Linked DNA regions of Homo sapiens: regions 2, 3, 4, 5 and 6 are each linked to region 1. Evidence: chromatin loops called from intact Hi-C (ENCODE). Cell type or tissue: IMR-90. All regions are shown on one strand. Each heading gives the region's core, and the rest is flanking DNA. Links, peaks and the distances in the headings are about the cores only. Region 1 has its middle 22 kb from the start of TMEM78. Region 2 holds the start of LINC02815 (long intergenic non-protein coding RNA 2815). Region 3 overlaps LINC02815 (long intergenic non-protein coding RNA 2815). Region 4 has its middle 100 kb from the start of RHOU. Region 5 has its middle 170 kb from the start of RHOU. Region 6 overlaps LOC105373143 (a long non-coding RNA gene).

Evidence for each region. Peaks named below come from ENCODE experiments on the same cell type or tissue, not always from the same donor. Only the 100,000 strongest peaks of a DNase experiment are listed, where the experiment ranks them.
Region 2: it touches region 1 in a loop (4-fold over the local background); 17 of 110 quality-filtered maps call a loop at or near these places.
Region 3: a loop joins it to region 1, with 2.7 times the contacts of the local background. A loop is called at or near these places in 8 of 110 quality-filtered maps.
Region 4: a loop joins it to region 1, with 2.5 times the contacts of the local background. A loop is called at or near these places in 12 of 110 quality-filtered maps.
Region 5: it touches region 1 in a loop (2.4-fold over the local background); 12 of 110 quality-filtered maps call a loop at or near these places.
Region 6: it touches region 1 in a loop (4-fold over the local background); 4 of 110 quality-filtered maps call a loop at or near these places.

Annotation. Positions count from the first base shown.
Region 1 is chr1:229,224,659-229,229,705 of GRCh38, reverse strand. No RefSeq gene overlaps it. Among named protein-coding and RNA genes, the nearest start is that of TMEM78, 22 kb to the left of the region's middle. RefSeq lists enhancers at 927-1,652, 4,243-4,816. In IMR-90, for the core only: a CTCF peak has its summit at 2,064 (motif pointing right); a DNase peak (open chromatin) is centred at 2,085; H3K27me3 peaks cover 370 bases.
Region 2 is chr1:229,154,188-229,159,234 of GRCh38, reverse strand. LINC02815 (long intergenic non-protein coding RNA 2815) reads left to right here and starts at 4,510. Exons shown (of 5, transcript NR_186727.1): 1 at 4,510-4,665. In IMR-90, for the core only: a CTCF peak has its summit at 2,209; no DNase peak of the experiment used is centred there; H3K27me3 peaks cover 2,067 bases.
Region 3 is chr1:229,113,699-229,118,745 of GRCh38, reverse strand. All of the region lies in intron 2 of LINC02815 (long intergenic non-protein coding RNA 2815), which reads left to right. Among named protein-coding and RNA genes, the nearest start is that of LINC02815, 39 kb to the left of the region's middle. RefSeq lists enhancers at 1,839-2,338, 2,339-2,840. In IMR-90, for the core only: no CTCF peak of the experiment used is centred there; a DNase peak (open chromatin) is centred at 2,465; H3K27ac peaks cover 223 bases; H3K27me3 peaks cover 208 bases.
Region 4 is chr1:228,835,701-228,840,747 of GRCh38, reverse strand. No RefSeq gene overlaps it. Among named protein-coding and RNA genes, the nearest start is that of RHOU, 100 kb to the right of the region's middle. In IMR-90, for the core only: no CTCF peak of the experiment used is centred there; DNase peaks (open chromatin) are centred at 1,387 and 2,097; H3K27ac peaks cover 615 bases.
Region 5 is chr1:228,900,990-228,906,036 of GRCh38, reverse strand. No RefSeq gene overlaps it. Among named protein-coding and RNA genes, the nearest start is that of RHOU, 170 kb to the right of the region's middle. RefSeq lists a silencer at 2,661-2,955. In IMR-90, for the core only: no CTCF peak of the experiment used is centred there; a DNase peak (open chromatin) is centred at 2,766; H3K27ac peaks cover 807 bases.
Region 6 is chr1:228,961,501-228,966,547 of GRCh38, reverse strand. LOC105373143 (a long non-coding RNA gene) reads right to left here. Exons shown (of 3, transcript XR_949234.2): 2 at 3,553-3,685; 3 at 1,251-1,347. Among named protein-coding and RNA genes, the nearest start is that of LINC02815, 190 kb to the left of the region's middle. In IMR-90, for the core only: no CTCF peak of the experiment used is centred there; a DNase peak (open chromatin) is centred at 2,207; H3K27ac peaks cover 1,753 bases.

The DNA of each region.
Region 1 (5,047 bases), core at 316-4,315:
CAGCCCCATGCTCTAGCAGGCTTTATGTTTTAGGGAGGAGCTGGAGTCACACGGAGGTCCGCTGTAGGAAACGTTGCTGCCTTCACTCACCCACTTCTGTTAGGCAAGGAGTTACAGCGGAATCTTACAGCAGAAAACAAAGCAGGAAATATGACCTCCCAGCGTCTCTCTGGGTCTGAGGAACAGGATTCAGGTGTCTCTGTACCTTGGCCAGTTTGCATTCTTGTCTGCCTAGGAATGCCAGATTCCTTTTAAAAACCACAGGTATAGGAAACAGCCCCAAGCCTAAGGTTCTTTCCCTTCCTTACCCTCTTTGTCTCTGTGGCTACTCAGCTCAGGAGGTGAGATGTTTTCATGGTACAGGGGACAGAAATTCCAGTTCTGGGAGGGGGAGCTGGTTGGGCTTCTTCTTTACTGTGGCCAGACATGAGCAACCTTAGCCTTCGGGCTTACACATGCCTAGCTGGTTTGTTTGTTTGTTTTGGTTACAAGGGGAATGGGAATAAGGAAGGAGCAACAGGCAGCTCAAATACCTCATCACTCCTGGAAAACACTATCACTTCCCACGCGTGGGAAGCCGGCATATTTGTTCCCGCAGTCTAGGCAGGTGGAGTATCCCTAATCCGAAAATCCAAAATCAAAAATGCTTTAAAATCCAAAGCTTTTTGAGCAGCAATATGATGCCACAAGTAGAAAATTCCACACTTAACTTCACGTGACAGATCACAGTCAAAACACATTCAAGACTTTGTCATGCACAACATTATTAAAAATATTGCATAAAATTACTTGGAAGCTGTGTTTATAAGGGTTTATATATAAAACATAAATGAATTTTGTCTTAAGATTTGGGGTTCATCTTCAAGATACCTCATTATATATCTTTTTAAAAATGTTGACTTTGGAATATATCTTATATATTCCAAAAAATTCCCGAATTGGAAACATTTCTGGTCTCAAGCATTTTTATTTATTTATTTATTTATTTATTTATTTATTTATTTTTGAGACAGGGTCTCACTCTGTCACCAAGGCTGAATGCAGTGGCGTGATCACTGCAGCCTCAACCTCCTGGTCTCAAGTGATTCTCCCCCCTCAGTCTCCTGAAGCTGGGGCTACAGGAGCACCACCATGCCTGGCTAATTTTTAAAAATTTTTTTGTACATATAGGGGTGGGGAGAGGTCTTGCTATGTTGCCCAGGCTGGTCTTGAATTCTTGGGCTCAAGTAATTCTCCAGTCTCGGCCTTCCAAAGTGTAGGGATTACAGGTGTGAGCCACCACGCCTGACATTTTTTATTTTTTAGATATGGCGGCGGCGGGGGGGTGGGAAGGGGGAGGGCGTCTAGCTATATTGCCCAGGCTGGATTCAAACTCCTGAGCTCAAAAGGTCCTCCTGTCTCAGCCTCTCAAGTAGCTGGGGTTACAGGCACATGCTACTGCACCTGGCTGCAACCACTCTGGATAAGAGCAACCTGTAATCCCTCTTCCACCTGCCTTTTGTTTACTGTATCTATCCCTGTAAAGTACTGCTACTTTCTAGCTGTTTGGCCTTATACAAGTTGCTTTACATCTGTATGCCCTATTTTCCACATCTGATAAATCAGTATTATTTCATAGAATTGCTATGAAGCTTAGATGAGATAATAAAGGCAAAGCTCTTAGAATGGTACTTGGCTCATAGTAAGCACTCAAATATTGTTTTTGTCAACATTTTCTATATATCTATGTATGGCTTTTGTGATTGTTTTTATTTTTAGTCAAGGATTACATCTCATTTCTTGCCTTTTCTTTGTATTCTGAATTCAGGTTGTGTGAATCTACCTGCCACTGCAAATTTTCAAGCTGAAAGGCCATTTGCATTTTACAACCACTCTCTCAAACATTCCTCTAGGGAACTAGCCGTTTTGAATTACTCCTCTCTTTTCTCTCTTGTCTCCAGAATTGCATATTCCAAATCCAGAACAGTCTCAGCATGGCTGCCGTTTTCTCGTTTCTTTGTGAAGCATCCCGGTCCAGGCTGCCAGCCTCACGTTATTTGATTGTTTTCGGAACAGCCGGCAGGGGGCGCGCATCAGCCGTTCCCAGCACTCAGGCGAGGGGTTCTGACTCCCCAGGTACTTCTGTTAATGAGTTCGGTGCCTGTAGGTCTTTCAGTTAGGATGATAGAAAGCTTCCTTGGCATGGAGATTCACCGTGTACTTCTACAAATAGAAGTTTAAAAGACAGAAAGCTGTATATTATCGCTGCTGAGAGCTTTGCAGTCACGCCTCCCTGTGATGAGACTGACTGCTGTGTTACTGTGGGTAAATTGCTCAGCTTCTCTGAGGCAGTTTCTTTTTATGTAAAAATGGGACAGAAGCCAGCCTGGCTTCTAGAGTTGTTGGAGGAGTCAGCATGTGGCTGATAGATGTAGAGCTCTTAGCCACTGCGGTATTTAGGAATTGGTAAGCATCTTTACTCAGGGCACTGAGGCAAGTTTGGGGCCCTGTCTTTTCTCTCCTTACCCATCCACCTCCTTTTCTTCTCCCTTCCTGCTCACTTTTTCTCCATGCTCTTCATTTCCCTGTATCCAGGCCTGAGACCAACGCCTGTGGGTACAAGGGAGCCTCTGTAGGCATAGGGCTGGGATATACAGAGGGGAGGCTGAGCCACCCACAGGGTGAAAAGAAGGCCAGTGGAAACCCCATTCCACTTCCCTCAGCTTTTTACGTGCATTCTATAAACCTCATCTAGTCTCTTGGTCAGCAGAAGCAAAATTAGCCACAATTTGCTCACACTGCACCCATCCCCAACCCCACTCCACCCTACCAGGGCTAAGAGATGTCAGCAAAAATAAACCCCACGAGAGTGTTCTTCATAGCCCGATGCACAGAACTGGCAGTGCCATGTGGGCATCACCCTGGATGGTGTGCATCCTCACCATACCCAGGCACCTACCTGGTCAGATGTGACAAGAGTTGCTCTAGGGACCTGGGATCCCAGAGAGGGTGGGTGGGTGGGATGGGGACACAACCTCAGCTGGCTCAGAGGAGGGTACAGCTCAGTGCCCAGGCTCGGCTCAGCCTGGCTTAGGGGACCATTCAGGCCTGGATTGGCACCAGTGGTTTGGTTGGGGACTAGTCTGGAAGGTTCCACACCTCTAATCTTCAAATGATGCTGGGTCTGTCTTCCAACTGGGGGGCTGGTCTAGGTGCCTTCTGTCCACAGGGGTAGCTTAGTTTGTTTCCTTTGAAGGCCTGGGTCTCTTTCTGGAGGGATAAGGGTCATGTGGGTAGGGGACCAGTTTGTTCTGGCTTTAGCCCTGAAAGTCCTGCATCCCAGGAAGCCACTCAATCCTGGGCACACTGGAAGGGGTGTCCACCTTGTGGGATGCAGCACGTCATGTGTTAATCTTGGTCTAGATCCCCGCAGGAGAGCTGTGTGGCTCTAGGATGTGATAGGGCACTTTGGGACGCAGAATTGCTGGGGAAAAAAAGAACTAACTATCTCCCACCACCAGATTAGATATGGGCTACTTAGAAGTTTCTTTCTTTTCTTTTCTTTTTCTTTTCTTTTTTCTTTTTTTTTTTTTGGTGCAGAGTTTTGCTCTGGTTGCCCAGACTGGAGTGCAATGGCGTCATCTCAGCTCACCGCAACCTCTGCCTCCCGGGTTCAAGCAATTCTCCTGCCTCAGCCTCCCGAGTAGCTGGGATTACAGGCATGTGCCACCATGCCTGGCTAATTTTTTGTATTTTTAGTAGAGTTGGGGTTTCTCCATGTTGGTCAGGCTGGTCTCGAACTCCTGACCTCAGGTGATCTGCCCACCTTGACCTCCCAAAGTGCTGGGATTATAGGCGTCAGCCACCGTGCCTGGCCTGCTTAGACATTCCTAACAACACTGGATGAATGGGGAGCTGGACCAAGCCACTGTCTTCCAGAGTACTGTGGCAAGTGGGGTCAAAGTGGATTCATCCCAAATGGGGATACCTTGAAGTGGCTTCCTGCCTTTGTCCAGGAGCTCCTCCCCGCACCCAGATCCCACAGCAGGAGGGCACTAGAGCCTTGGCCCACACCCCATCCATCCCCGACAGGCTGCAGCATGCCCTGCCTGGTGAGCAGTTTGCCGACCTTTGCCTCTAATTGCTCTCCTCTGCACACAGCCACTTCCTCTGCCTGCAGCAGAACTCATAAAAAGGGAGGCTTTCCTTCATACCTCTGAAAAGTTCAAAAGAACCCATTTCCTAGGGGAGACCTGGTCACGCCATCACTGGGATCAGAGGCTGCTGAGGACGCCAGCCATGAGCTGCTGCTGGCCGGGCCCAGCTGCCCTGAACTGCACCCCAGCCCTGTCACTGCTTTTCAGTGCCAGCATCCTGTGCTCTAAGGCGGTCCAACCTCTATCAAGACCAGCTCTGTTCTCTTTTGGGATCAATCCGCACCCCTTAACCCTGCACTGCATCTTACAGAGCGAGCCCCCATTGCTGTGAATTGTCCATGAAACGTCAAGCCTAACCTAGAATGGTGGGTGACAAAGCCACACCCAGCTTTGGCGAGGTGCGCACCCTGCCCCATCAGATGCTCGCTCCACTGCTCTGCACCCACCGCCCCTGCTATTCCATGGGGCCCCAACCCTGGCTTTGATTGGGAGTTAGAGCGATGTCAGTTTATCTGAGCCCAAAGCACAGGCGTGTTCAGATTGGGAGTAGGGCTTCTGGTTCTTTGGCATGGCTCTTGGGCATGGACCAAACTCCGTTCTTCCCCAGCATCCAAGTTGGTAATGTATGTTCATGAACATCTCAGACAGGATCCTAGACGCCAACCAATAGGGAGTTTCTGGGAGAAAATGAAACAGTTTTGTGCTGTCTGTCCCAGCTGAAGGTGCTCAGGCAATGCTTGTTGAACAAATACATAAATTCTACTTATAGAATAGGAAACAGATCTCTAAAGGGAACCTGCTTTAATAACTTAGAGGTATCTAGAAACAGGATAGGGCTAGATTGGAAAGGAAAACACTCATTTCTAATATACTTTCCTCTCCTAATGACCTCCACTCTCCTCTACCACCCA
Region 2 (5,047 bases), core at 563-4,562, 71 kb after region 1:
GAACAACAGAGCAAGGCCAAAAAACAGCCAGAAAACAGCAGCAAAAACCCCCCAGGATTCTGAGTTGTTCATGGCAAAGGAAGTTAGTTCTTCCTTCTTTGCTGTCAGGAAGGCTCTCCCCACAAACACAACTGCCTGGTCAGCACTTCTTGGGGAAGGTCTTTCTTTCTCCCTGCCCATCCCAGAATGGGTTAAATCTAAGGCAGGAAAAACGAGACAAAAAGGACTGGCGTTTTCACATTGAGTTAGGTTGAGTATTGCCCTTCTACCCTGGAACATTGCTTTGATCACAGGCCTGTCTGTGTGCATCCCCTCCTTGGGCAGAACTGCAGCCTTCTGAGTAATCAAGCTTCTCTGAAGTGCTCTTACCCTCATCCCAAGAAATCATGTCTTTCCTGCTTCACTTTAGCAGTGACCTTCCCACCACTGACGTGTACCTTTTATAACTGCAATTGTCTTGCGTATTTCTGCTCTAAACTTGGATCAGCCATGTGCCTGCTGCCCCTGTCCTAGAGCAAGTGTGAGGTCATTGAATGAGCATCTGAAACTGTGGCCCTGACGTATGGAGGCTGGCAGGCAGGGGTCCTGAAGCAGTTGGGCCGAGGGGCTGGAAATGTGGCATGCCAACTCCTTGTTTTTCCAGGAACTTGCAGAGTGCGTAGGGGAAGGCCCATAAACTGCTCAGTATTGCAAGTTACCCCACGCTAGAATGGGGAAGAAAATACAACTACATTATTGCGGTCATCACTGAGCACGTGAGGTGGTGGTGAGTGAGCATCTTTGCAAAGCAGAGCCAGGCAGGCAGGGTTAGAGTCTCTTTCTCCCTCTCTCTCTCGGATGATTTACGTTTCCATCCACCTCACTTAACGTGGCCTCCTGGGCAAAGCTTACTCATTTGCAGATGTCTTTTTCCTTGTATCATTTCCTTCCTTCTCTAAAGAGCAGATTTCCATCTGGGTGTCTGGTAAGAGGGAAAAGGGAAAATAGTTCCTGGACTGGGTGGTTTTGGAAGTTAAGAGCTCCCTCCTCTATATTGTCAATCTTCAGACCTAAAGGACATCACTCTTCTCCCTTCACACAATTGGTGATAAGCACCAGTGTTGTTATGACAAGGAAAAAAGGGTGGTTTCTAATTTTGGCAGAAAGAATGAAGACTGACCTTGTCAACAAAATGCTTATCAGGGAGTTTTAAACTCTTTTGTCAAAGATCTGACTTCCCAACTAGAGGGCTGCCCTCACCCTCCTCTAGTAAATCTGCTGATATTTTCACTTGTTGATACATTTTCCTAAAGTGCTGTGCCATGATTTTCCCCTTGATTGTCTCTTGGAGATACTTAGTATATTTTTCCTGAGTGAAGGATGAAACCCCTGAGGCCTGGAAGCAAGAGTTTAAGTAAATTACTCTAAAAGACTCTTCCCTGGCTTACTGTGGCCCACCGATGCCTCACCGCTGAAAGCAGCTTCCCATGAAACTCAGGGATGGTTGGATGGGAGACAACCAGAATGCCATCAGGCCACTCTGCTTCTGGAGCTCAGGCCGTAAAAGAAGAAGTGGTCTCACTGCTAGCCTGGGCAAATAGATTCCAGGGCATGGGAGGAGGCACATGACTTTCTGGTAGCCATACGAATTTTGGAATACAAGAGCATTCCAAAAAAAAAAAAGGAATATTCTTTATTCCAAAGCAAAACCAGTTGTTGGAACTGGTTTGCTCCCAGATTTTCAGAACAGCATCTACCCAGACCCCAGGTAGATGGTTGGAGGGGGTGGTTTGGGGCAGAGTGACTCCTGCATTACCTGAGTTACCTGGGCCAAGTGTACAGGTCTGCAGGCCACTAACCCCCAATCTAAGTTAGTGAAATGTCTTAAACCATCTGTGATCCCTTGCCAGAGCCACTGGGTGTCCAGGATACAGCTGCAGAGTGGCTTGTTGGGAAGGTTATGCCTGTCTCTTTATCTAGGTGGCATGCCCCATCTCTGGGTCCTGCCCCAACCCCTCACCCTGCCTGCCTTCTGCATCTGTCACTCTGTGTTATGGTTGTCTGTCTCCCTTACCACATGATAACTGGCTTTAGTGCAGGAAACCTGTGTGTGTTTATCTCTGTGTCCGTGGTGTTTAAAACAGAACCTGGCATCTGGTAGGAACCCAAAATATGTTCCCTGATAGAATGAGGGAACAAACCATTGTCCTGCAGCAGAAAAGCAGCAGGTGTCACTGTCCCCATGAACTCAGAAGGGTTCAGCCAGAGCTCTTCCTGAATTTTAGAAAGACCTGGGACCTGGTAGCAGGTCCATGTGCCGCATGGGATGAAGTCAGTAGGAGCTGGTGGGAGGCCGGAAGGAGGAGAAGGAGAGAAATAAACAGGGGTAGCAGAGAAGTCCTCAGTTCATCAGGAAAATCTTTATCCATGAGTTCAGTGAGCATTTCTTGTTTTCCTTGGAATTCCAGTTGTAATAAGATGCCGGCGAGTGTTGCAAGTGAGTGATTATTGAGGGTGGGTAAAGGCCTATTAGGGCTTCTCGCAGAAGCAGAAATTATTTCCTCCTGGCTGTCTATCCCAGTTTATCAATAAAACCAACAGTAGGAAGGTGGCTGCTGGGGTAGTGGGAGGCCCCAGGGGAAGCAGTCAGACCATTACTTGGCATAGTCAGGGCTATAGATGCTGGAATCGCTACTGAGCACTTGCCCCCAGTTGGTTCAAATCTTTTCTATGCAAGACTGTTTTTGCAGAGAAGGGAAACTGATAAGAAAAACAGCTCATATTAGGCATTTAGCAAATGAAGAAAGGAAGATGACTTCCAGGTCTCAGCTGATTCAAGATCACCTCTAACACCAGTGCCCGTTCTGCCCTGTTTTTAGGAGTGAAACTTCTTGGTTAAAAGAGATCTGATATTGTATCCTAACACAGAAAACAATGTATGTGGGGTTGCTCTGGCAGAGTGAGGGTAGGATCCAGAGACCCACCCTTGGCCTCAGTCCTCCTCCCTTACCGCCAGCCCCTCTAGCAGGCAGCTGACCCAGGAGCTCGGCTGGAGACCCACTGCCCAATCCTGCCCATTGGCCTCCCTCCCTCCAACTTTTCTTTTATTTTTATAGAGATGGATTCTTGCTATGTTGCCCAGACTGGTCTCAAACTCCTGGCCTCAAGCAGTCCTCCCACCTCGGCCTTCCAAAGTGTTAGGATTACAGGCATGAGCCATCGTGCCCAGCTAGAAATCTTTTCTTGTTAAACCAGTTAATGGGTACCTATGGTTCCTCAGTATTTTTCTTCATGTAGTCTGGTTAACAGACTTTTCCTCCTGTACTTCTCAGGCACTTTAAACTGAGCATGAAATGGTAAACCTACAACCTTGGGAAGACAGCACTTTTTCCAGGGCAGTTGCTATTTGGCTCTGGTTTTTAGAGCTGGGGGTGGAGGGTGGAGAGGAAGAGACTGACATTGAGGAAGAGACAGGAAACCATCGCGGATAGGAGACTTCTGATTGGCGCAGGCGGGTCCTCCAGGGAGCCATCGGCAGTAGGATGTACTTCCCCCTTCTCGGCGCCAACAAGGTCTGTAAATCTCTTTCTACCATGCTGTGTGTCAGCCACAGCCTTTTCTCCAGCAGTGGCTGTGTCATTGGGGATTCACAGAAATGCACACTCAGAGGAGCACAGAGCATTTAGCTTCCAGGACTGTCGTCATTTGTGCAGGTGCAGGACCACCAGCAGTCACACTGTGCTCCTGCTTTGACGATGTAGTGTGGTTATGAAGGAAAGTTCTGTACTTCCACAGCTGAATTCTGAGCTAAAACAATGGAGAACTTAACAGTTTCTTCAGCCAGCCTGACCCTAGACATAGAAGATGATCCTGACTAGATAGAGGACAGAGCCAGATGAAAAAGTGACATGCCTGGACAAACCAGGGCTGGGTCAGTGGCCGAAGGCCAAGGGGGATAACAGAAATAGGCTTGCAATGCAGTTTTGTATGTGCAGGGGCTGAAATTGAAGTGCAACTATAGTTCTCTATGTTTAGCCTAGTTGTTCAATAACTTGCTGAAATTTTATGCTATAATGTGAACTCAATTCTGTTCACCTTATCACAGTGTTACTTTGCAAAGTCATGAGTTAAGAGAAATTCCCCATGTGTGTTGGGAAATGAAAGCAACTGACTGACCATGGATCCCCCCTCATGTGTCCAATGGACAACTCCTTGGGCTTCCTGGGAGAGATGAACCCAGGGAGCAGTTCCAAGGACAAGAGGACTTTATTACACGGCAAGACTTTGGTGCTGGCCTCTTGTGCCATTCTCTGGAACTTTGCTAAATCACGTGGAACAGGAGGCCCTTCTTCAGCATAGACTCTACCAGTCCCGACAGCTTCCTTCCCTGCATCACTGGCAGATTTCTTTTGGGCTTCCCACAATGAGTGGAGGGGAAGAGGCTTAGATCCCCAACCTATAAAGACTAGAGACAGGAGGAGGGGCCAACACCAAGGGAGGGAATGAGGAGACAGTGTGTACCAGAGGCTGCCCTTTCTCAGCTTCCTGCACCTCTCCTTCCTCGTGGGTAAAAGGATGTCCACAGAGACTGATGTTCCAGCTTCTGTGTCTACTGTGGTGGGCGCTCCAGCACTGGGCATGGTTCTGAGGCCAAGCATTTTACAGCAACGCTGTTCCTTCTTGGAGGTAGGGTTCGTCCCAGGGGAGCAGCACATGCTTTTTTTTGTTGATGTTGTGTTATGGAGGGGAGGTCCCTGGCCCAGATGGACTCACCTGAGATTTCTCATCTTTGTCTCAGTGGTGTGGTTTGGTTGAACATGGTCCCTGTGGAATGGCCCAAACTGGAGACTATTGCTGCTTGGACATGCCACACCTATTTGTGCCCACAGAGGGCTCTGGGGGAGAAGGATTTCAATGACTTAGTAGCTGTCCTCATAGGTTCTTCCAATGCCCAAGGGCTCCCAAGGGCCCTCCATAGAAACTGCAGAATCCACAGGATCTGCTGGCCCTGGAGCTTGCGTACACTTGCTCAGACAGAGTGAGTGCAGAAGGCACCATTTACAGGCAC
Region 3 (5,047 bases), core at 471-4,470, 110 kb after region 1:
CAACCTGGGGACTGAAACCTCCTCACAAACTTCTCAAGAGGACACAGTTAAAAGGCATGTGAATGCAGTTTGTGAAGGATGAACTATTTCACAATCAGATCATAAGACACCTTTCTGACAGTGTACTTCAAATTACTTCCTGAGTGTTCCTTTTGTCTCTGCGATTTTGTTAAGTTGTAAAATTCATATTAATTTAATTGAAATTTAATATTTAAAAATAAGTTTGGCTGGGCACAGTGGCTCACATCTGTAATCCCAGCACTTTGGCAGGTCAAGGCAGGCAGATCACCTGAGGTCAGGAGTTCAAGACCAGCCTGCCCAACATGGCGAAACCCTGTCTCTACTAAAAATATAAAAAATTAGCCGGGCATGGTGGCAGCTGCTGGTAATCCCAGCTACTCGGGAGGCTGAGGCACGAGAATCGCTTGAACCTGGGAGGTGGAGCTTGCAGTGAGCCAAGATCACACCACTGCACTCCAGCCTGGGTGATTAGAGCAAAAGTCTGTCTCAAAAAAAAAAAAGTTTTCTGCTTCTTGTGTGTGCATGGAAGCTGTTGTCCTGGCCCCAGGGCGGGGGCTGGCGCACCTGGCTCCTTTCCCAGGCTGGCCTCCTCTCTCAGTCACTGCTCCCTGGGTCTCCTTGACAAGTCACGTGGCTGACGCTCTTGGTCAGCTCCCCGGAGCCGTCCCCACCCATTTCCCCACTTGCTCATTTCTCACGACAGAGGCTGAGACAGCACCTCGCCTTGCCACTGAGGATGGCACATGAAATGCAAGGCCAGTGTGCCGGGCAGTGAGGAGGACATCGGGACCCCTCTCGGCCTCCTGTCCATTCCACCTTGGAGCCTGGGGAGGAAGGATGGGAAACTGCAGAGGTGCCCACGTCACAGTTACCCAGCCAGGCCTGGGATCTTGCCAGGGATTTTAATTAAGTAAACGATGAATGTTTTCATGGCTTAAACCATGTGGGCCAAAACCAGCCTGGTTTTGCGAATTGTGTTTTATTGGCACACAGCTAGCCTTGTGCTTACATTTCACCAGTGGTGTTTTTGAGCTTCAGGGACAGGCATGAGTTGTTGTGACAGAGGCTGTGTGGCCCACAAAGCCTCAAATATTTATGTTCTAGCCCTTTGCAGAAAAAGCTTGCCATCTCCTGATTTAAATCATCGGCTAGTTGGTTTTTTGGTGACTATCAGCCAAATGCATCCTAACTGGTCCCATAACAGAAAAAGCAACCCCCAAGAGCTCAGCCAAGGAGGTGAAAATACCATCTCCAAGAACATGTGGCGAGAGAGCTTGCGCGCTGGTTGGCTTCGAGGCTCCACCATATTGTTGAGCCCCATCTTCATCCTGCATCTTTGTCATAGGCCCACTGCATGGTCGTAGGGTAAATGCCACAGTGTCAGGACCCCTTATTCTACAAGAACGTTCAGTAGAAGAAGGCGATGATTTCCTGCCAAGCATTTTTTTTTCTTTTTAAATTTAGACCAAAGAGATCTTCCTCAGATGCCTCTTGGGAGACTTCTCCCTTTCCTGTCACAGCCAACAGAGCTGGGCCACATTTCTACCCTTAAACCAGCTGCGGGCACATACAGGTCACTGGCCAGAGGGGTGGCTTCACCATAATTGCCTTGGATGAATTCAGATCCACAATTATGCATTTTACTCTTTTCCTCATGGAGAACTCTTTTATATAGAACTTACAGCCCCAGCCAGTCTAGCAACAAGGAGCAGCCTATCCACATACCATATTCTAAGTATTGACCTGGCACTAGGCTCTGTGCTGGTGACCAAGGAGTTGGAGTCCAGCTGAGTGACAGGGATGCACCCCAGAAGCCGTGGTCCTGACCACCCAGATAAGGACTGGGGATGGTTGGGGATGGGGATACAGAATCCTGGGAGGCATTATGTCTACTGCCATCTTTTTTTTTTTTTTTTTTTTTTTTTTTATCACAAAAGCCACCAAGGTGAGGATGTGGAAGAAATATCTGGGGAAGTCGGGCAAGGAGAAGGCTTCCAGTAATACCTGCAACATCAAACCCCGCCCCTCCCACCAGGCCACTGTGTGTCCTGCCTCAGTAGGAACAATAGCTGACATCCACACGGCATTTGTCATGTGTCAATGCTTTCTCAGTTCTTTGCATGTATTAGCTCATTTAATCCCCCCAATGACCCCAGATGCCAGGCATTATTACCATTCTATTTCACAGAAGAGAAACTGAGGCACAGAGAGTTTAAGTACCTCACTGAAGGACCCCACTGTTCACACTTGGGTGCCACACGTTGGCCCGGGGTCTGGTTGCAGAGGCTGTGTGTGTTCCAGTGTGATACGCGGCCTCTGCTGAGGGATGATGGACTTGAGCGCGTGCCCACAGGAATGCGGCCTGAACGCACTGCTCAGTATCCAACAACGTTACTCGTCTCCATAACACATCATTACGGATCCTGGCCGCACACACTGAGTTAGACCAAGAGCTGGGTGCGAAGCCAAAAACGTCTTCAGTCTACAGACGTGCCTTTTGTGTCTTTAATAAATCTGAGAGAAGGTTGGAATAAGAATTCAGTTCAGCAAAAGTTTATACAACATTTTCTATGTGCCAGGGCCTTCTGTTATGAGCCGAGGTTTCAAAATAAATAAGACACCATTCTGGTCCTGAGTGACCCCTCGGAGTAGTGGGGGAGTCAGACAAGCAGCAGATAACAGCAGTGAAGCAGCGGGTGCTGTGACTCGGTGATGCACCCCAGGGGCTCCAGTAGATGGGGAGGCTTCCTAGAGAGACAACGTTGATTCTGTGCCTTAAACCATGAGTGGGAATCCCATCCCCGAGAAACCTGGAAACTCCTCCAGTTTCTTCTTGCCATGCTCTCAGTCATAGGGATACTATCACCGTCATTTCTGTGTATATGGCCATATGGCTTTGCTGAGCTTTCCCATATGCAGTTCTGATTAAAGGGCATGGATCCTGCGTGGAAAGCAGCATCCTGTTATAGTGATAGACAAGGGCTCCAAGTGACTGCCCAAAAGCATGTGGTTGGTGCTCCAGTCTAAATAGACTCAGAAATCCCTGCTTTTTTTGTTTTGAGATGGAGTCTAGCTCTGTTGCCCAGGCTAGGCTAGAGTGCAGTGGCGTGATCTTGGCTCACTGCAACCTCTGCCTCGCAGGTTCAATCGATTCTCCTGCCTCAGCCTCCCGAGTAGCTGGGATTACAGGCACCCGCCACCACACCCAGCTAATTTTTGTATTTTTAGTAGAGACGAGGTTTCACTGTGCCAGGCTGGTCTCGAATTCCTGGCCTCAGGAGATCGGCCTGCCTCAGCCTCCCAAAGTGCTGAGATTACAACCGTGAGCCACCGCGCCCAGCCTATCCCTGCCTTTCAAACAAATCCTGTTGCACCACCAATGTGATGCATCTTTGCACCCCACCCCTGAGTCCCCAGCAGGGCCCCATTTATCTGCAAAACATTGACTAAGCCCCTGCTGTAAGCATGGCACTGTGTTAGGGACTGGGGATACTGTGGTCTCCCAGACAGGAAAGATTCCTGTGTGCTTCCAGGGAGGGATCAGATTTCAGGGAGCGGGATGGGGTGGAGCGGGGAGGGGGGAGCTCGGTTTGGAGGGAGGCTGGGGCAGCTCCCACTTGAGGAGTTATGGTGATCCACAGTGCCACTGACATCTGTGCACATCCAATAAAGGTGTATCAGATGGATAAATGAGCCACAATACACAGTTGGCAAAGCACTGATGAGCTAAGCCAAGTAGAATAAATACAAGGTCATTTGTCACATTCCATAGATAAAGCAGCTGTGCATCATTTCTTGCATTGAATGAGAGGAGGAAGGCGGCTTACCTTCTCTGATCTGCTTTATGTTCCCTGAAGATGAGATGGAGAATGGGTCTTTTGGGGGGACACACTCATATTGCTATGGGTCAGGTATAGGACATACAGAGATAAATTATAAGTAATCTCTTCCCTTGAGGGGCTCAGGGTCTGGTGCTGGGCGGATGAGAAAGGAATACCCACTGACATCTTCAGTGAATGTGCATTGCCTGCCTGTGGCCCCTCGGGTGCCCTAGCAGCCCAGGTACAGAGTCCCCGTCCTTATGGAGCATGCTTTCCAGGCACTAAGTAGTGGTATGGACCTTGGCCAAGCTGCCCTCACCCCTCGCCTGGATTTACTGCCTCATCTGTCACCCGGCACCGTCTGCAATTGTTCATCATAGTGTCTGTGGTGTTTCCTGTTTCTTGTCTCAACTGTACCAGGATGTAACATCCTGAGAGCATGCATCCCATCTTTCCTGTTATCATTGCATCTGAAAGTGACTGAAATGTAGCAAGAGTGCAATAAATACTTTTTAATAAGCAAATAAGTAAGAGCAAATGTAAAATTACAGCTGGTGATGAACACAATGAAGGAAATAAGCAGGATCATTGGAAGGCAAAATGGGAGGGGAGCCAGTCGGGGAAGTCTACTTGAAGGAGGTGGCATCTGAGTCAGTCCCAGAAGGACAAAGAAGAGATAAATGGCTTGAAATCTGAGGGTGATGAGCACGAAAGTGATCCAGGCAGAAAAACAACTCGATCACCTTCCTAAAGGAAGTTTCTCACCGTCAGAGGAGTGTGAAGGAGGGAATCATTTACTCTGTAGAATAGAAAGAAGGGAGGTCCCTCTCAAAGATGGCACTGGAGCTGGTCCCTGAAGGAAACATAAGATATGGCTAGAGAGGAAGGAAAAGGCATTCCTGGTGGGAGGAATGGCAGAAGCAAAGGCCTGGAGTTCTGAGTAAGAATGCCGTGTTCTAACAGCACACAGCCTGCCTGCACGATGTGGAGGGGCTGTAGAGAGTGAGTAGGAGGGATTCTCCAAAAGGTTTAACTTCTAAGTTAGATTCCTCTGCACAGGTCTGGTGGGAAGAGTTGGTGGTGACAGGCCCTCATGAGCTTTCATCTTTCTGACTCTCTGTGCCCATCACTTCCATGGATGGTTGAGCTTTGGCTGTGTCCCTGAGCTTCTGCATCCTCATCTGTAAAGCGAGGGGGATGCCAGA
Region 4 (5,047 bases), core at 379-4,378, 390 kb after region 1:
TGTGTCAGGAACTGAGGGCAGAGACCAATATGTGTACAGTCATATGCTAAATAATGGCATTTTAGCCAAGGATGGGCCATACATATGATGGTGATCTCAAAAGATTACAATGAATCTGAAAAATACCTATCCCTTAGCGATGCATGCCATGGTTGTCATAATGTCATAGTGCAATTACTTTATTTTTTAATAAATTTAGTGTAGCTAAAATAAATTTAGTGTACAGTAATGTAACATCCCAGGCCTTTCCATTCATTCACCGCTCACTCACTGGCTCACTCAGGGCAACTTCCAGTCCCACAGGCTCCATTCACGGTAACTACCCTAGACCGTGTACCTTTTTTCATCTTTTTTTTAATTTTTTTTTTTTTCAGACAGAGTCTCGCTCTGTGGCCCAGGCTGGAGTGCAGTGGTGCAGTGGCACAATCTCGGCTCACTGCAACCTCCACCTCCCAGGTTCAAATGATTCTCCTGCCTCAGCCTCCCGACTAGCTGGGATTACAGACACACACCACCACACCCAGCTAATTTTTCTACTTTTAGTAGAGATGGGGTTGCACCATGTTGGCCAGGCTGGTCTCAAACTGCTGACCACAAGTGATCCGCCCACCTTGGCCTCCCAAGTGCTGGGATTACAGGCGTGAGCCACCACGCCCAGCCCCATTTTTCATCTTTTCTAACCACATTTTTATGGTACCTTTTCTGTGTTTAGATATGTTTAGATTCACAAATACCACTGTGTTACGATTGCCTACAGTATTTGGTACAGGAGCAATAGGTTATCCCATATAGTATAGGTATGTAGTAGGTTATACCGTCTAGGTTTGTGTAAGTACTCTCTATGACGTTCAAACAACAATGAAATCACCTGATGCATTTCTCAGACTGCATCCCCATCATTAAGCAATGCGTGACTGTACTTCTTATTATTCCACAGTGGCAAAAATAAAGCAGAGCAAAACAAAACAGTGCGTGTGTGTGTGTGTGTGTGTATGCAAGTGTGTGCATCCAAGCCTCTGTGTCTGCACAGAGTAAGGGTCCGTGGCCCTCATCAATAGCATCTCATGGGCTTTGGATCAGGCATTTGTCATTTGTAATATGTCCCCTTCCATTCTAGTTCTTGCTCGGTAAACCAGTTCAAAAACGCTCATTTCTGCCTCATTCTTCATTCTCTAGCCCCATGCCTCTCCAGGATGGTCAGAGGCCACCTTAGATGGCCCCGGCCTGCCCTGTACTTAGCTTCCCTTCCTCTCACCCCATAAGCCCTCTGTGAAGAGCAGGCTCTCTCCCTCCGCTCCACTGCCCCAGCGTCTTAGCTGAGTTCATGACCATTTTCAAAAATAAACAACAAATATAGTGGGCTGTGGGGGAGACAACGCACTTTGGAGCAAGAGGATCATGAGTCATGGTTTGGCTATTTCTCTGAATTCTAGTCTTGATCAAGTTACTGAAGCTCCCTGTGCCTCACTTTTTTCATCTGTAAACTGGGACTGATGGTATGTATTATCTACCTGACGTGGTTGTTGAGGAGATAAGAGCAAATGGGAGCAGGCATACAAAAGCCCAGGAGTGACGGCAGATTGTGCTAGAGGGCTGGGACACAGCCACATGTCCCACAGGGCCCTGACCACAGCAGGGAATATAGACCCATGACCAGCCCCACACCCCAGAAGAAAGTCAGATGAAAACTGAGATCACTTATTTTCTAAGGTCCTTCTTTCCTTGGGGAGTGTCTATTTGCATGGCCAGTGTAAGAGTGAATGGATTCAAACAGGATAATGGGAACAACTGCGGAAGCTTGGTCCAAACAACTTGAGTTGACCTCCTTAAGTGTAGCCTCCTGTGGTGACAGCGCACAGGAAATGAGGGGAATTGTTGCCTCTTTGTCCAGTTAGAGCTGAGTTACAGCTCAGAGAACCCTTTAGAACCTTGGATGAAAGGAGCTAGACTTCTTTCTGCCCACGATTCTAGAACACCAACCCTGTGGACACACCTTTTTTAAAACCACCAAACAAAACCACATGGAGTGTTTATAACCAAGGAATAATGGCTCGGACCTCCCTTCCCTCAGATAGCAGGAGCTTCTTACGTAAGGGGCACTCGATTGTGTTCACAGAGCCAACAGCATGAGTCACTGACCCCTGAGGTCATTCTGGCTCTTTTCAAAGCAAACAGAGTCCTGTTTTATAGATACAGGTAAGAAGTGAAAGAAAAAAGAAAAAGACAAAAGTTAAGAATCTGAAGGCACCCAGTGAGCAGTGGGGACAAGCACCTTCTCTGTTCATTGCTGGAATCCTGGTCACCCTCGCAGAGGCAGCACATTAATGGTTCAAGGCCTTTGCACCAGTGTGTGATGTAATCGCCACAGCTCAGCAGATTGCTGAAGGAACCACCCAGCTGCTTCTTACAAGTACATACATATCCATGGTGAAAATGTTCTCTGTGCTTGTTCCCTGGGCACAATTCACAACAGAATTTAGAACTGTACTCAACATGCCTCCCTGCACTAAATATATGTCATTGCTAACGTGTGGCTCTGTCACAGAAGCCTCCGAGCTATTCAGAAACTCTCAGGAGGTCAGAAGGGCTACCTTTGTCCAGAGCTCTGGTTAAAGATTAACAGGCTGGAGTCTTTGGGCCTGGCAGGGCCTAATGTAGTCTGCTGTCACCTCTCCGGGGTGAAGGAGCTGTGCGGGGCAGGCCCAGTGCCCACCGGATGACAAGAACAAAAGCCACCACACCCAGAGGCAGGATCTAGCATCTTGACCCCAGCTCTCCCTGAACTTCTCGGGGCCTCTGTTTCCTCAGTTGTGACATAGTGGGGTTGGACCTGACTCCCAGGGTACATGACAGAGGAGGTTTGCAAGGGAGCTGGGCTGGGGTTTGGCCTGCTGCTGGGGCCCTGAGCCCTGACTGCCCCATGGAAGCACAGCAGTGCAGCCCACTTCTGCGTCTGTTGGGGCCTCCAGCTTTCCTCTTCAGGGTTGCTGAGGAAGTTCTGGCAAGTTCCATCCACAGGAAGGTGTGCTGGGGAGGGATAGCAAATGGCAGACGCAAACACTAAGCCACAGGAAGCTCCCCATGGGACCACCAGGTGAAAACTGAGCTTGGCCTTGCTCAGGGGAGCAACCTGACATGGGTTTTTTTTGTTTTTTTGGGGTTTTTTTTGAGACAGTCTTGCTCTGTCGCCCAGACTGGAGTGCAATGGCATGATCTTGGCTCACTGCAACCTCTGCCTCCTGGGTTCAAGCGATTCTCCTGCCTCAGCCTCCTGAGTAGCTGGGATTACAGGAGTGTGCCACAACTCCCCGCTAATTTTTGTATTTTTAGTAGGGACGGGATTTCACATGTTGCCCAGGCTGGTCTCAAATACCTGACCTCGTGATCCACCCACCTTGGACTTCCAAAGTGCTGAGTTTACAGGCATGAGCCACCACGCCCGGCCACCTGACATGGTTTTTATGTTCTGTGAGAAGTTTTGTTGTTTTCTTCTTTTTAACGAGAAGATTTATGAGAATTCCTGCATCTTAACATCTATCCTGACACCGAGATAGAAGGCATTCTGAAACTACACATAATCCAGAAATGTGAACTTCCACCTCGTACCCAGAGGCCTCGCCCAACATCAGGTGCTCTCAGGCTCCAGATCCATTTTCAGTCAGGAAAAGAAATGAAAATACAAAACCAAGCAATTGAGTGAGCCATCTCTTAAGGACTGAATTATCAGGCATCTATAATGCTCTTTACCCTTTTTTCTTTCCCAGTCAGCGATGCTGCTTACACTACACATAAGATAAATGCAGCCTGGAAATGCAGCCTTCCCATTTTTGTTCCAAGCAGGTGGAAGCTTCTCCCTGCTGCTGTGTGGTCCTGACACACATACCCCAGTTAAAAACAAATAAAAACAGAAATGGCCCCACCATCACTAAATAAAACACCATGTATCTCCTTTGGTCCAATCACCCCATCTCACGTGGCTGAGTGACGCTGGCAGAGCATGGACCCCTGGATGCTGGGTAACTGCAGCAGAGATTCTCTCCCTCTGTAAACAGGCTGCAACCCGAGGAATGAATGTGTGCCTTCTTCTAGGGCTGCTCCTACCCTTTGCTTGCACAGCCTCTCTCTGTGCTCTGGTTCATTACAATGCTGAAGTCACTCTGCTTATCAGGGACCTTTGAGCTGCAGAGCACTGGCAGAGGCTGTGAGGAGGGATAAAAGAAACAGAGGACTGTATTTCTGGCCCTGAGGAGTCTACCTTCTAAGGAAGAAGCAGGTAAAGTGCATATAAAAGATAATATGTTACTACATACATAAAGAAATGCAAACTCCTCTGCTGTGAACGATACTCTCAAGCCCTGGGGGCTATGGGATTAGTGAACATCGTCAACCAGGTAACTCAGGGAAAGCTTAGCCGGGTGGTGAATCCATCATTGATCCCACTAGCACAGATAGTCAGGTGCAGACATTCCAGTCAGTAAAGGCTTGCCCTCCAGTGTGCATGCTAGTGCAGGCATCCCAGGGTAGGAAACTGTAGGCAGGCTTGTTGCAGCAGTGTGGGAAAGAAACAGGGGTGAGCCACGCGGAAGGACTTACCCATGCAGAACATCAGCGCCCATTCACACATCTGTCCCTTTAACAAATGTGTATTGCCTGTTCTGACACTGACATGAGCATTCATTCATGCTGACAAATCTGGCTAATTATGATAGGCAATCAGCAACCAAGCAATGATACAGTCAGAGTAGCATTGGAAGAAGAGATTTTTGAGATGACATGAGGAAAGGCTTAGAGGATAAGAGAGGCTGGAAATGAAAACTCAGAAAATAACAAGACTTGAGTGGGTTTTATTTAGAAAAAATATTAATGACACAAAACTTACAGAATTTTGGCCTCATTGTTTTGTGGTCTTTTTAATCAGCTTAACATGTTAGAAATAGACACATAACATGCTACAAGAAAATAGAGAGGACCCGGGCTTGGTGGCAGGAGCCTATAGTCCCAGCTACTTGGGAGGCTGAGGTGGGGGATCGCTTGAGCCCAGGAGTTC
Region 5 (5,047 bases), core at 428-4,427, 320 kb after region 1:
TGTTTCTATCCAAATGAAGTTACTAAAGATTTCTATTCATCCTTAGGGAAGGGAAGCATGGTTTTTCCATTGGCCAGTCTTCCTAGAGAATGAAAAGTTATTTGCAAACCCTTCCCCTGCAGCAGCCACAACCCCAAAGCAGCTTCCTTAGCCATGAACGCGCTTGGAGTTTGATGGAGTGACATGAATGAAAGGCTTAAGGTTTGTGTATTAGTTGTCTACTGCTGCTGCAACACATTCCTCAAACCTGGTGGCCTCAACAATACAAATTTATTATCTTACAGCTCTGGAGGTCAGAAGTCTGACACAGTTCTCATTGGGTAATAGTCAAAGTTTTGATCAGGCTGCATTCCTTTTGGAGGCTCTAGGGGAGAATTCTTCTTTCTCTCTTCCAGTTTCTTTTTTTTCTTTTTTTTCTTTTTTTTTTTTTTTTTGAGACAGACTCTTGCTCTGTCACCCAGGCTGGAGTGCAGTGCTGTGATCTCTGTCTTGCTGCAACCTCTGCCTCCTGGGTTCAAGCTATTCTTCTGCCTCAGCCTCCTGAGTAGCAGGGACTACAGGTGCCTGCCACCATGCCCTGCTAATTTTTATACTTTTAGTAGAGATGGGGTTTTGCCATGTTGGCCAAGCTGGTCTTGAACTCCTGACCTCAGGTGATCCACCTGCCTCGGCCTCCCAAAGTGCTGGGATTACAGGCATGAGCCACCGTGCCTGGCTGCCCTCTTCCAGTTTCTAAAGGCTGTCCCCTTCCTTAGTTCTGAACACATTCCTCTATCTTCAAAGCCAGCAATGCTGCATCTCTCTGATCATTCTTCTGTATCACATCTCCCTTCTGCCTTCCTCATCTACTTTTAAGAACCCTTGTTCTTGAACAAGGACATTGGTCCTACCTGGATAGTCTAAGATAATCTCCCTACCTTAAGGTCAGTTTATTAGCAACCTTAATTCCATCTGCAACCTTAATTCCCCTTTGCCATGTAACATAACATAGTCACAGGTTCTAGAGATTTGGGCACAGATATCTTTGGGGAGCATTATTCTGCCTACCACAGTCTGGATAAGGTGAGAACTGGCCAGATCATGGAGAGAACAGCAACCTCAGAACTGCTTTCTGACCCAAATACAACACATAGGGAATGGCTGTGAGACAATTCCCCCTAGGGATATTTGCTGACCATAGAGAACCTATATAAGCGACAGTGGTTATCTGTCTCCATGTATACGATGTCCAGACCCTACTGGTCCCCCAGGATATTTCATCTCAAACAGACATATCCAGCTCAGTGTGTTTCATACTTTCAGCATAGTTTAAAATGTGGGGAAGAATTCCTCCTGGAACTCAAAGGGGATAAATGTTGGGGGATTAGTGAGAATTTCTGAAATTGGGAAAGTTAAAAGTTGGCAAACTCCTTTATTATTCACATTAGGCTTCAACTTAGCAACTTACCAAGATTGCCTTGGGCCTCCATGCCATCCTATTCACTGTGAAGTGAGCATGGCCAATCTGGTTTATTTATTTTTTAGGGGCAGGGAGGGTCTCATTCTGTCATGAGGTTGGAGTGCAGTGGCCCATTCATAGTTGCTGCAGCCTTAACCTCCTGGGCTCAAGTGATCCTCCCACCTCAGCCTCCCTGGTAGTTGGGACCACAGTCATGCACCGCCACGCCTGGGTAATTTTTAAATTTTTTGTAGAGATGGGGTTTTCACTGTGCTGACCAGGCTGTTCTCAAACTCCTGGGCTCAAGTGATCCTCCCACCTCGGCCTCCCAAAGTGCTGAAATTACAGGTGTGAGCCACCAAACCCCGCTCTAAACCATTTTATACTCTGATTCATCAGCATTGAGTTGCACAGAATACAATACACTCTCGCTAGTTTAAGCGGAGAAGAAATATTGAGGGTGTGAAATAGTTTACAGAATCATTGGGAGAGCAGAGGAAACAGATTTGAGGCTAAGCTTCTAGGAATTACATCCAAAGCCACATTGCAGGACTGGTGGCCAAAGTCACCAAAGTCACCACAGTCCCCACAGTCCCCACAGCTCCTGCTGCTCTGAGGAGGCTGCCTGCTGAATCAGGAAGCCGCGACTAGCACTGCAGTCTGCAGAGCTGCGCAGGGAAAGCTGCCTCCAAGGAATCGAAGCACTGTTCCTGTAGCTGCTCACTGCATGGAACAGTGATCTTTCTGCAACAGTCCCACACCTGCAAAACTGGAAGTCTTGTGTCCCGCCTCTTGTTTGGCTTAACTCTGCTCTGAAATCAACCCTTCCAGGAGGGAATTTGCTTGGCAGATACTAATCACATCTGGAGCCTTGGGCCTGGGAAACATAGGGTTTAGCTCTCCAGGCTCTGGGTGAAGGAAAGGAGAGTGTTGGGATAGATAGTGAGGAATCAGCCCAGGGCGCCCACCATTGTCAGTGAGACAGTGGGGAAGAGTTAGCACCCGAAGCCCCCAAGCCCACTGTGGAAAGTGATTTCACCTGCGTGAGGATCACCAGAACAGAGTCTGAAACAGGGCTCCCCAGAGCATGTCGCATCTTCCTCCTCCTTCTTCATATCTTTCTTTTTTTAAACAAAATTTCCTGGGCTTGTGTGGTTCAGTGTTTGGGTTGACTTTTGTTTCAGCTGAACTAGTTGACTTATTCTGGCTTTGTGGCTGCGCCAGTGAAATATGTACATATTTTGCCTGTGTACGGCTATCTTTTCCTGTTTTCCTTCAGGGATTATACATCAGCACAGAGTCCATGGCACTGCTCCAGATAAAACAGCGCGGCAGAATCATCACCACTGGCAGAGCTCTCTGGTTGACTCATGAGGATTGGGAATAAATGACCAAATATAAACAGTGGAGTGGTGCCAACTGAGGCTCCCTTGTAGCAAACGGTCCCCTGTGGCATGTGAAAAAGAGGCCGGGAAAAGCCCAGCTGTGGGCACCATGCCACTGACTGCCGCTAATTTACTGCCATGACTACTCCAGGGCACCCTGATTTCTGCTTTTCAGAAACCTTTTGTGCATTGTTTTTTCCACTATCCCCATTTGGTTGACTAACCTGTAAGGCACTGGCTCCCTCAGCCAGTCAGGGCTTAGGCCTGTTTTGTCACACTGCAAATCCCTCACTGGCTGGTTGGTAGCCGTGAGAGAGGACGCATTGATATTCCTAACCAAGTCTTGCTGGCCTTTAGCTTCCACGTGCTTACCTGCAAAATCCTCAGCTTATCTGGTGTAATCAAGATAAAAAATAAATGATCGATCGACCGATCGATAGATAGATAGATACATACATACATACATATTTAAATGCATAGATGAGATTGGTAGATAGATGATAAATAGATGAAAGATAGAGATAGATATGATAGGATAGGTAGGTAGATAGACAGTCAATAGGTAGGTTGACAGACACACAGAGAGAGACATGTAGATGTCACAGCACCGGCCATTGAAGGAGCCTGAACAACCTCACACATGCACAGCACCAGGCCCCTCTCCTTCTTCTCTGGCTCCTTACAGGATCTTCTGTCCAGAAGCTGCTGGAGGCATCAGTGGTTGCCCTCCATGGTTAGCACCCTGCCGGGGGGTGGGGGACATCTCCTGAAACTGAAGAACCCCCATGGCACTGAATGACACAAACTTCCCTTCTAGTCTCCCAGCCCAGGGTGGCACTGTGTCCTGTGCAAAAGTGAGGAGGATGCCCCTTTTCCCAACTCTGTCACTCTTTCTCATCTGAGCCTTAAAGAGTCGTGGCATACTCTCAGAGTGTAACACAGACCTTCCTGAAAACAACCCACTTTACGCTACCTGTAGTCTCTTTCTCCAAGACACTGGCCACAATCCCAGGGCCACATGTAAGCTCTCAGCCCAGGGTACTGGCCCCCAAATCTTTCTCTATCAGCACTCCTCCCCATCAGCACTGGCCACTCAGCCTGTGGGTGTATATGCATGTGTGTGCTGGGTATTGAGTGTGTGTATGTGCTGTGTTGAGCGTGTGCATGCATGTACATGCAGGGAAGCACAGTGTAGGCTAAGCTGAGACCCCTCATTTACTTAGGTGGGAGGATACTAAGAGATCTAAATACACACATCAATAGCAGGGGCTCTGCAGACACTCAGCAAGCTGGGAGTGGCCACCTGGAGGCTGTGTGGAAGGGGCCCCGAGGAAGAGCTCACCTTAGAAGATAACGCTTAGTCTCTGGTCCCTGCCAAATGACACTGTTACACTCCTAAGTTCCCTGCTCTCCAGGACATATTCTGAATACCAAATAAGACCCATGAGGCATGGTAGCTCAAACCGCAGGTTCCAGCGTGTCAAGTGTGTTTCCAGGACCAGCTGACCCTGCTCCAGTGAGAGGTTACCAAAGGCCTCTCAATATACAGGACCACCCACATCACTGCAGACCCCGCCAATATGCCAGAGCACTGATCACTTGATCTGAACAGAAAAGAGTGGCAGCCTAGGAGGGGCTGACGCTGAGTCAAGCTCGCACCCATTGAGAACATTCTTCTTCCCAAGTATTCCCTGCAATGACAGTGTAAGAAAGCTGGGATGCAGATAGAAATACTTGGTCTAGCAGTTTGGGTTTTTGCATTTTTCTGTAAGATTGCATTAAAGTGTGACATGGGTCCATGGACCAAGGAAAAGTTTTGGATTCAGTGGACTAAGCCTCATAATGTTATTAGGGCTACTAATGGGTGACGTTACAGTCTCTTCCTGCCACCTGCAGAGGCCCCAGATGGACCCATCCCTTCTAATGCACAGCTCTCCACACCCAACCTGTGGGCCTAGTTACAGTTGTGTGGTGGGGCCGACCCTCCACCCACACCCTGGTGGCCGCAGCAGTGAAGAGGGCTACAGCTTCCATGGGTGGGTGGCAAGATCTCATACCAGTCCCATGAGAAAGCTAAGATGCTTTATAAATGCTGCAAACTGTCAGCCCGCAAGTGAGTGCTTAATGCCAGAAAGCATACAGAAAGTCAAAGCAAACGTCTCTCAACCCTGTTTTTCGGTTGGGTTTTATTGTTTGTTCTTTGTGGCTGGGTGGGAGACTGGGG
Region 6 (5,047 bases), core at 530-4,529, 260 kb after region 1:
GAAACGAATCACACAGACATCAGGTTGGGCAAGATAGGCCAGAAACTAAAGAGCATGCACATACTGTGTGATTTCATTTACATAAAGGTTAAAAACAGGCACAAGCAATCCAAGGTCTTAGAAGTGAAGCTGGGGGTGCTTTGGGAGGGAGGCACACTCACCTGGTAGGGTGTGAGGAGGGCTCTGGCATGCTGGTAACGCTCTTTGTACTCATCTGGGTGGAATGGCACGGGAGCGTTCACTCTGTAAAATGCTCTGAGTTGTACCCTTACAGATAGTGCATTTTGTGATGTGTTTGTTATATGTCAACAAAAGTTTTTTTGTTTGCTTGTTTGTTTTTTAAATAGAAATAAAGAAGAGGTGAACGTTGGGCTTGGTAGATGGCTCCAGCTCCTGGGCGTGCTTGTGACTGTATTTATGTGGATGGCAGTTCATTTAGCTCAGAAACATCTTCAGCTCTCAATGGAGCCAGGTTTGGCATGGGCAGCAATTTAATAGCTCAATCACAATTGCAATTTCATAGCACCTATGAAGCAGATTCTCTTGCAGAGAAAATAGGGGCCAGCACAGATGGGTGGTTCTCTTTACCAAATTCTTCCAAAATGCACACACTTCGCCCTGGGGCTCCTGTCTCCATGGGTCTTGAAACATCTCTGAAAACCAGCCTGCCCTTCTCTAATGCTTTTTCCCTTGTCCTGCAGACTTGAGAAGGGCTCTGTCTGCTAGATCTTTTGCAAGCCTCTCAGAAGTCAAGACACTCCTGAGCAGTTGCCATTTTTTAAGGCTCCTGGAAATACATACACTCAAGCCTGGAGTATTTCCAGGAATGGAGATATATGTGTGAGTGTGGGTGTGTGTGTATAAAATATATATACACGTGTATATATATATATATGAATATATATATATACACGTGTATATATATAGGTATATATATACACATACACACACATACTTATACAATACAGTGGATTCCTGAACAATGCAGGGATTGGGGCACTGACCCTCCATCCAGTCACAAATCTGCTTATAACTTTTGACTCTTTAAAACTTTAATTACTAATAACCTCTTGTTGACTGGAAGCCTTACTGATAACATAAACAGTTGGTTAACACATATTTTGTACATTATATGTAATAAAACTGTATTCTTATAACAAAGTAAGCTAAAGAAAAGAAAATGTTATTAAGAAAATCATAAGGAAAAGAAAATGTATTTCCTATTCATGAAGTGGAAGTGGATCATCATCAAGGTCTGCATCCTCATTTTCTTCACATTGAGCAGGCTGAGGAGGAGGAGGATGGGTTGGTCTTGCTGTCTCAGGGGTGGCAGAGGCAGAAGAAAATCTGTATATAAGACACACACACAGTCCTCCAAGACAAGGTAATAACAATTATGGTATATTTTAATTTTTCACATTTAACAAATTCATAGTTTTAGCATCGCTGTCTCCCTGTTCACCACGCACACATAAAACACAATGACCGTGTGGATGATCTTATTTAAAGATACAACTAAATCCCTAAATTTGATGCCTTTCTGAAGGTGGGGCAAAGACCAATAACGCATCTTTCCACCACTCACTACTACCCCGTTGCCAATGACAGCCATACGGAAAATGTTTTAATGTACTGCTCACAGCAACCACCTGAGCCCAGCATTCGGGTTCCCATTTCCATGGTGAATAACCAGGACTGTTAAGTGACTTCCTGGGGGTTCGCAGTGGCCTGCCGCAGACCCAGGCCTGGCCGTCTGTCCTCTCCCCTGTGCCTTGTCTTGGAGGCTCACTGTCTCTGGTATGGATCAAGCTGCTCACTCCAGCCCAAGACCCTTCCAGGAATGAGATTTATTTACACACAGCAGCAGTGTTTACAGACAGCAGGATGTGGCCTCTCTGAGTTGTCCTGTGGAAGCAGAATGCTGTCCTGCAGTGTGTAACAAGGGGAGGGGACATTTGGTCACTCCTCACTAAGGGACACCTCTTTTCCTTTCTCTCTAGCCCCTCCAGGATCCAAACACACTGAGCAAGCAAGGGCAGCTGCTTTGGGTTTTGTTCATCTGTTTTTCTTGTATTTTAATCAGTACACTGTAGGGTCGGAAGGGTCCCACCCACGACTGGGAGCTTGAAGATCTTTCCAGGGGCCGCTGGGTGGTTTGCTTCAGCTCATGTGACTCCTCCTATCACATCTGAAAAACTCTGAACTGAGTAAACTCACATTCCATTTAGGTGAGATAGCAAGTTCCAAATGATGAAAACAGTTTGCAAAGAAATGTGCTAGAATATTTTGAAAACAGCTTGTACTTGAAGGAATGCAGGGAGAGTGAGATTAGAGAGAGGGATTGCTTCAATCACTATCAGAAATTCCTGAGCACAATCTTTGGTATATGGGCACTTTTTTTCCTTATAAAAAGAAATGTGACTAAAGAGTGGAGAAAATGCCCCCTCCATTTGTCTTCTTGTGATCCTGCCCACCTCCAAGGTCCAGCTCAGCTATGACCTCCACTTTGGCCTGGATCCCACTCCAGCCTCAAACCTCACTCCTTCCTCTGAACCACTGACTGGCTGTGATATTTCCTTTGATACTTAATCTCATAAGGTTTTATATTGCATCGCTTATCTTCCAATAAGCAGATTGTGAGCTATTACAGTGCTGACAAAGATCAAATTAAGGCTGAGTCCAGTGGCCTACGCCTGTAATCCCAATGCTTTGGGAGGCCAAGGTAGGAGGATCACCTGAGCCTAGCAGTTCAAGACAAGCCTGGTAACAGAGTGAGACCTCATCTCTACTAAAAATAAAGAAAATTAGCTGGGCATGATGGTGTGTGCCTGTAGTTTCAGAGACGCCAGAAGCTGAGACAGGAGGATTGCTTGGGCCCAGGAGTTCGAGATTGCAGTGAACTATGTTTGCTACCACACTCCAGCCTGGGCAACAGAGCGAGATCTTGTCTCTTAAAAAAAATCACGAATACTATGTAGCCATAAAAAAGGATGAGTTCATGTCCTTTGCAGGGACATGGATGAAGCTGGAAACCATCATTCTCAGCAAACTAACACAGGAACAGAAAACCAAACACCGCATGTTCTCACTCATAAGTAGGAGTTGAACAATGAGAACACATGGACACAGGGAAGGGAATATCACACATCGGGGCCTGTCAGGGGGTGAGGGGCTAGGGGAGGGATAGCATTAGGAGAAATACCTAATGTAGATGGCGGGTTGATGGGTGCAGCAAACCACCATGGCACGTGTATACCTATGTAACAAACCTGCACGTTCTGCACATGTATCCCAGAACTTGAAGTATAATTTAAAAAAAAAAAAAGAAAAAAAATCAAACTGATGTTTGATGCCATAAATATTTGGTCAATATATATTAATTTTATATGTATAATTGTGTGCATTTCAAAGAAGAAATTTTAAAAATCCTAATTAAAATGGCTTTGGCTTCGAGGAACAGAAATCCCTGACTCCAACGTCCTTGTCAGTTAGAGATGTATAATCACATATGACAAGATGTTCCAAGGTGGTGCAGCTCCAAGTTTGGCTCACCTGATAACTCAACAACGTCTTTGGGGACCAGAGATCTACTCTTTCTGCTCTGCTGACTTCCACAGGTTGGATTGGTCTTCAGGACAGTTGCCCTCACGGTGGTAAGTTGGCTGTGCAATTCCAGATATCTCATCTAAAACAAAAAAATCCAGAAGAAAAAGGACTGCCTCTTTCTTGTGTATTTTTTAATTGTGCAAAACTCTTTCTCAGAAGCCCTCCAGTAAACTGAGAGGGGAGGAGATGGGAGGCAGGAGGATCACTTGAGGCCAGGAGTTCAAGACCAGCTTAGTCAACATAGCAAGACCCTATCTCTTAGAAAATAAAGGTAGGGGGTGGTAGGGGGAAATGACAAATATTGGCAAAGATGTAGAGAAATTAGAATCTTTTTTTATTGCTGGTGGGTATGTAAAATGGTCCAACCACTGTGGAAAACAATTTATCAATTTCTTAAAAGATTAAACAGAATTACCATATGACCCCAAAATTCCACTCCTAGGAATATGTGCAAATAAATTAAAATTAGAGACTGGGACAGATACTTGTACACCAGCAACAGTATTCACAAAAGCCGTAAAGCCACTGATGGATGAATGGATAAATAAAATGTGGTATGTCTGTCCAATGGAATACTATTCAGTCACAAAGAGGAATTAAACTTTGATATATGCTAAAACATTGATTAACATTAAGGAATAATGCTAAGTGAAATATGCCAGTCACAGAAAGACAAATACTGTATGATTCCACTTACATGAGGTACCTAGAGTAGGTAATTTCATAGAGACAGGAAGAAGAGGGGTTATCACAAGCTAGGAGGAAAGAGTTGGGAGCTATTATTTAATGGGTACAACATTTTTGTTGGGTAGAATGAAAAGGTTTTGGAATATAGATGGTGCTGATGGCTGCACAACAATATGAATGTGTGTAATGCCACTGAAGTGCACACTCACGAATGGTTAAAATGATAAACATTATGTTAGGAATATATTACCACAGTAAAAAATATAATGTCTGCCACATGAGTCTGCTTCTTTTCTTAGCTTCAAAGGTTATGGTGTTCTGAGTTTATTCTCTACTTAACCCGTTTTGCTTTGTTTTGTTTTGTCCTGTTGATTTGATTTTGTTGCAGCCATCACGATTTACACGTGACATTACAGGACAGACTTGTGGATGTGTCTGTTACACCTTCAGTAAGGGTCCTTCCATTTGGCAGAGGATTGCACAGATCCCAGAGGGGAACCATACTGACATAAAGGAGGAGCTTTCATCAGCTTAGCGTCAAAATGAGGAACATGCTGATTTTTTGTTACGCTTAAGGAAAACAAAAACAAAAAAATCCCCAAAAACCCGACAGTTGTCTGGTGTCGACTTCTTTTGCCTTTACTTTTGTATGTGTGTGCTTCATAAAAAAAAGCATAATTCTAGGTTTCTATTCTGTATAGAGATCTATACAACTATAAAACCCAGAAAATACATATATATATATAACTACCAA